2 separate regions of the Homo sapiens genome follow, and region 1 is linked to region 2. The links are chromatin loops, found by intact Hi-C in ENCODE. Cell type or tissue: CD14-positive monocyte. All regions are shown on one strand.

The links. Hi-C counts contacts between places; a loop is a spot of excess contacts. Peaks named below come from ENCODE experiments on the same cell type or tissue, not always from the same donor. Only the 100,000 strongest peaks of a DNase experiment are listed, where the experiment ranks them.
Region 1: a loop joins it to region 2, with 2.3 times the contacts of the local background. A loop is called at or near these places in 1 of 110 quality-filtered maps.

Annotation. Positions count from the first base shown.
Region 1 is chr12:121,424,644-121,427,143 of GRCh38, reverse strand. It overlaps a transcript of KDM2B not described here. Among named protein-coding and RNA genes, the nearest start is that of MIR7107, 18 kb to the left of the region's middle. RefSeq lists an enhancer at 1,555-1,634. In CD14-positive monocyte, a CTCF peak has its summit at 1,519; a DNase peak (open chromatin) is centred at 1,723; H3K27ac peaks cover 2,500 bases.
Region 2 is chr12:121,275,566-121,278,065 of GRCh38, reverse strand. All of the region lies in intron 1 of CAMKK2 (calcium/calmodulin dependent protein kinase kinase 2), which reads left to right. Among named protein-coding and RNA genes, the nearest start is that of CAMKK2, 20 kb to the left of the region's middle. In CD14-positive monocyte, CTCF peaks have their summits at 1,024 and 1,223; DNase peaks (open chromatin) are centred at 475 and 885; H3K4me3 peaks cover 363 bases; H3K27ac peaks cover 2,500 bases.

The sequences.
Region 1 (2,500 bases), 150 kb before region 2:
CAAGGGAATGTTTGCTGTGTCAAATCACAGCTTAGTAACCTAGAAAAGAGGCTCTGTCCCTTCCTCTAGGGAATCTGATGTTTACAAAGGAAGACACCATGGCACCTCAAATGACATCCTTTCATATTGTGAAGATGGGATAAAGAGACTTCACTGTATTCCACTGCAGACTTATCCATATGACATGACCTATTTAAAAAATTTACTTAAAGCAGCATGGGGCTGGGTGCAGTGGCTCATACCTGTAACCCCAGCACTTTGAGAGGCCGAGGCGGGCGAATCACCCGAGGTCAGGAGTTTGAGACCAGCCTGGCCAACATGGTAAAACCCTGTCTCTATTAAAAATACAAAATTAGCTGGGAGTGTAGTATGCACCTGTGATCCCAGCTACTCAGGAGGAAAAGGCAGAAGAATCACTTGAACCTGGGAAGCGGAGGTTGCGATAAGCCAAGATTGCACCATTGAACTTCAGCCTGGGCAACAGAGCAAGACTCTGTCTAAAAAAAAAAAAAAAAAAAAAAAATTGTTTAAAATTATCCAGGCATGGTGGTATGCATTATATGCCAGCTCCTGGGGAGGCTGAGGCGGGAGGGCTGCTTGAGCCCAGAAGTTAAGACTGTAGTGAGCTATGATCATGCCACTGTACTCTGCCTGGGTGGGCAACAGCAAGACTCTGTCTTTAAAAAAAAAAGGGGGGGGAGGGGGTAGAAAGGCATGCCAGTTTAAAAATTCAAATTCCAGGGGGAAATGCTTGCCCTCTGCCAAACAAGCCAATTTCCAAGTATCAAGCCTGTTACACTAAACATTTCTGTTGTCTGACATTTCTATTATCTGGCTAATAAACCAGGGTTACTTCAAACTACTATCTAAAAAATCCACCAAGCATTTTGTACTCTTTCTATAAAGAAGCCACTAAAACTTAATACACAAATCTAAGAGTAAACATTAAACTGCTTTAAACTAAGACTGTATAAATCTGAATTTTTGAATTTAAGTTTAGACAAAACCAGCACCTACTGCTTAGCTTCTATGGCCTGGATTTAAAGACTTGCCACCACCAAGTTACCAATTTGGAGGAAATGTTAAGATTTCCAGAGTCTCATCAAAAGATTACTTTGGGAGGAAGAGGCGGGTGGATCATGAGGTCAGGAGATTGAGACTATCCTGGCTAACACAGTGAAACCCCGTCTCTACTAAATATACAGAAAAATTAGCCGGGCGTGGTGGCGGGTGCCTGTAGTCCCAGCTACTTGGGAGGCTGAGGCAGGAGAATGGCATGAACCCAGGAGGTGGAATTTGCAGTGAGCTGAGATCACGCCACTGCACTCCGGCCTGGGCAACAGAGCGAGACTCTGTCTCAAAAAAAAAAAAAAAGTTTAGACAAAAAGCACAAGTGCCCACAAAACTCTGGCAACTTATGCTGCTTCTAAAGGGAAACCATGACCTGCTCAAGCCAGTTACTACCAATTGTGGTTGCAGACAAACAAGTGGGAGGCCTTGATTTACATGCTTTGATCTTCAAAAGCAGAAAATTTTTTTCTTTACTATTAGCCACACAAACTTTCTGCCCAAAGCACAGGGGCATCTGCCTCCTGGTGTTCACAGGTATTTTCAGCTCTGTTGATGGACTAATAAATTCTGAGCACCCAAGGCCATATGTGTTACTCACTGCACAGTCAGGAGATAACAGACTCTGAGAAGTGGCCACTCCCAGCTGCACTGAAATGACAGTTGGTCTCAACTCAACCATCCTGAGTCAAGTCAAGTTGGACCTAAAAGAGATTTCACAACATTTTTGCATAATAGCTCAAGTTCCTCTTTTTTTTTTTTTTTTTTTGAGACGGAGTTTCGCTCGTCGCCCAGCCTGGAGTGCAATGGCACGATCTTGGCTCACTGCAACCTCCGCCTTCCAGTTTCAGGCGATTCTCCTGCCTCAGCCTCCTGAGTAGTTGGGATTACAGGGACCCGCCACCATGCCCAGCTAATTTTCGTATTTTTAGTTGAGACAGTTTCACCATGTTGACCAGGCTGGTCTCGAACTCTTGACCTCATGATCCACCCGCCTCAGCCTCCCAAAGTGCTAGGATTACAGGCATGAGCCACCACACCTGGCCCAAGTTTCTCATTTCTTATGTGGTACTGGAAGGGTTAAGAGCAACTCTGGCATCAGAGCTAGGTTCAAATTCTGCATAGCCACTTTTTAACCATGAGGTTTTAGACAAGTCTAACTTCTCAGAGGTTAGAGAAGCAAAGCAATGTTTATTTCAGAAAGTTGCTTTGAGGACTGCAGAGGCAACTACAGCACCTAGCGCAATACCTGGACACAAGAAACAGCACATCAGCAGTTAACCTTACTGATAAGCAAGCAGGAAATGTAAGCACTGTTGCTCATGTGGCATTGTTTTTTTCTTTTTTTTCTTTTTTTTTTTTTTTGAGACAAGGTCTGGCTCTGTTACCCAAGTTGGATTTCAGTGGTGTGATCTTGGCTCACTGTAACCTC
Region 2 (2,500 bases):
GTCTGATCCCGTAGCATCCTAGGCCTTATCATCATAACTCCGATCATGGTTACAGGTATTTTCTTTCCTTTAAAACACTTTTTATTTATTTATTTATTTTAGATGGAGTCTTGCTCTGTTACCCAGGCTGGAGTGCAGTGGCGCAATCTCGCCTCACTGCAACCTGTGCCTCCCGGGTTCAAGTGATTCTCCTGCTTCAGCCTCCTGAGTAGCTGGGATGACAGGTGCCCAACACCACGCCTGGCTAATTTTTGTATTTTTAGTAGAGATGGGGTTTCACCATATTGGCCGGGCTTATCTGGAACTCCTAACCTCAAGTGATCTGCCTGCCTTGGCCTCCCAAGGTGTTGGGATTACAGGTGCGAACCACTGCATCTGGCCTGAATTTGACTATTCTAGATACTTCATGTAACTGAAATCTTACAACACTTGTCCTTTAGTATCTGGCTTGCTTCACTTAGCGTATGTCTTCACGGTTCGTCTGTGTTGTAGTGTGAGTCAGAGTTTCCTTCTTTTTTGTGGCTGTATAGTATTCTGTTGTATGGCTCTGCCACATTTTGTTTATTCATTCGTCTGTTGATGGACACTTGGTTATACCTTTTGGCTATTGTGAATGATGTTGCTATGAACATTAGTGTACAAGTATCCGTTTGAATCCCTACCTTCAATTCTTTTGGGTCTATACCTAGGAGAGGAATTGCTGGTTATATGGCAACTCTACGTTTAACTTTTTGGGGAGCCACCAGGCTGCCTGATTGTAGTTTGAATTTGCAGTTCTCTTACTGTGAGGTTGAACATCTTGCCGCATGATTGGACTCTTTGGCGTTCTCTTACCACACACTCTGTGTGCATGAGTCAGGCCCGTGTCAGGGCTGGGGCGTTGGGTTTTCCCTTTTGCCTTTCCTGTTGGGCTTTCCCTGCCACGTGCCTGGCGTAGTAGCTATTTCATCAGTTCTTCTGGAAGGACCGTTCCGAGAGCGCTGAGGGCCATTTTCTGCCTCTCAGCCAGATCCTCCAGGGAGCTCTGGCTTTCCGCTGTCTGTACCTTCCTCTCTTTTACCCCACTACCTCCCAATGTCATCGGAGATACCATTTTATTCATTCATAAAATCTCTGCTGAGCCCTCACTGTTTTCCTGGGACATCTAGAGAGACCCCCCCCCCACCCCGCCCTTTTTTTTTGAGATGGAGTCTCCCTCTGTTGGCAGGCTGGTGTGCAGTGGTGCAACCTCAGCTCACTGCAACCTCCGCCTCCCAGGTTCAAGCAATTCTCCTGCCTCAGCCTCTCCAGTAGCTAGGATTATAGGCATGAGCCACTACACCTGGCTTATTGTTGTATTTTTAGTAGAGACGGGGTTTCACCATGTTGGCCAGGATGGTCCAGAGAGACCCTTTGTGATGTGGGTGATTAGCATGGAGTGGCCATCATCCACAGGTGTCTGTCCACAAATGTACTCCCTGAATTCCAGTGGTACCTGTGACATTTGTCCAGCAGAATTTGTCAAACACGTTAAGCAAAGGTTAATGTTCTGTCCCAGAGACGGTAAGAATTGACAGCCTAAGGGGATGTGTTAATCTTTTTTATTTTTATTTTTTGAGATGAGTCTTGTTCAGTCACCCAGGCTGCAGTGCAGTGGTGCGATCTCGGCTCAGTCATTGCAACCTTCACCTCCCGGATTCAAGTGATTCTCCTGCCTCAGCCTCCCGAGTAGCTGGGATTACAGGTGCCCACCACCATGCCCAGGTAATTTTTGTATTTTTAGTAGAGATGGGGTTTCACCAGGTTGGCCAGGCTGGTCTTGAACTCCTGACCTCAGGTGATCCACCTGCCTTGGCCTCCCAAAGTGCTGGGAGGATTACAGGTATGAACCACTGTGTCCGACTTCTCTCTCTTTTTTTTTTTTTTTGAGATGGAGTCTCACTCTGTCATCCAGGCTGAAGTGCAGTGGCGTGATCTCGGCTCATTGCAACCTCCGCCTCCCGGGTTCAAGTGATTCTCCTGCCTCAGCCTCCTGAGTAGCTGGGACTACAGGTGTACATCACCACACTTGGCTAATTTTTGTATTTTTAGTAGAGATGGGGTTTCACCATGTTGGTCAGGCTGGCCTTGAACTCCTGACCTCATGATCCACCCGCCCTGTCCTCCCAAAGTGCTGAGATTACAGGCGTGAGCTGCCGTGCCTGGCCTTTTTTAAAAAATTGAGATATAAGTTCATGTAACATAAGTTGGCCATTTTGAAGTGTATAGTTCAGTGGCATTTAGTACGTTCACAATGCTGTGCAACCATTACCTCTATCTAGTTTCAAAACGTTTTGATCACCCCAAAAGGAAAACCTGTGCCCATTAAGCAGCCATTCCCCACACCCACTAATGTCACCACCCCCATAGTCCTAGGCAACCATTAGTCTACTTTCTGTCTCTGTGGAGTTGCATATTTTAAAAATTTCATATAAATAGAATCATATATATGTGACCTTTTGTGACTGGCTTCCTTCAGTTA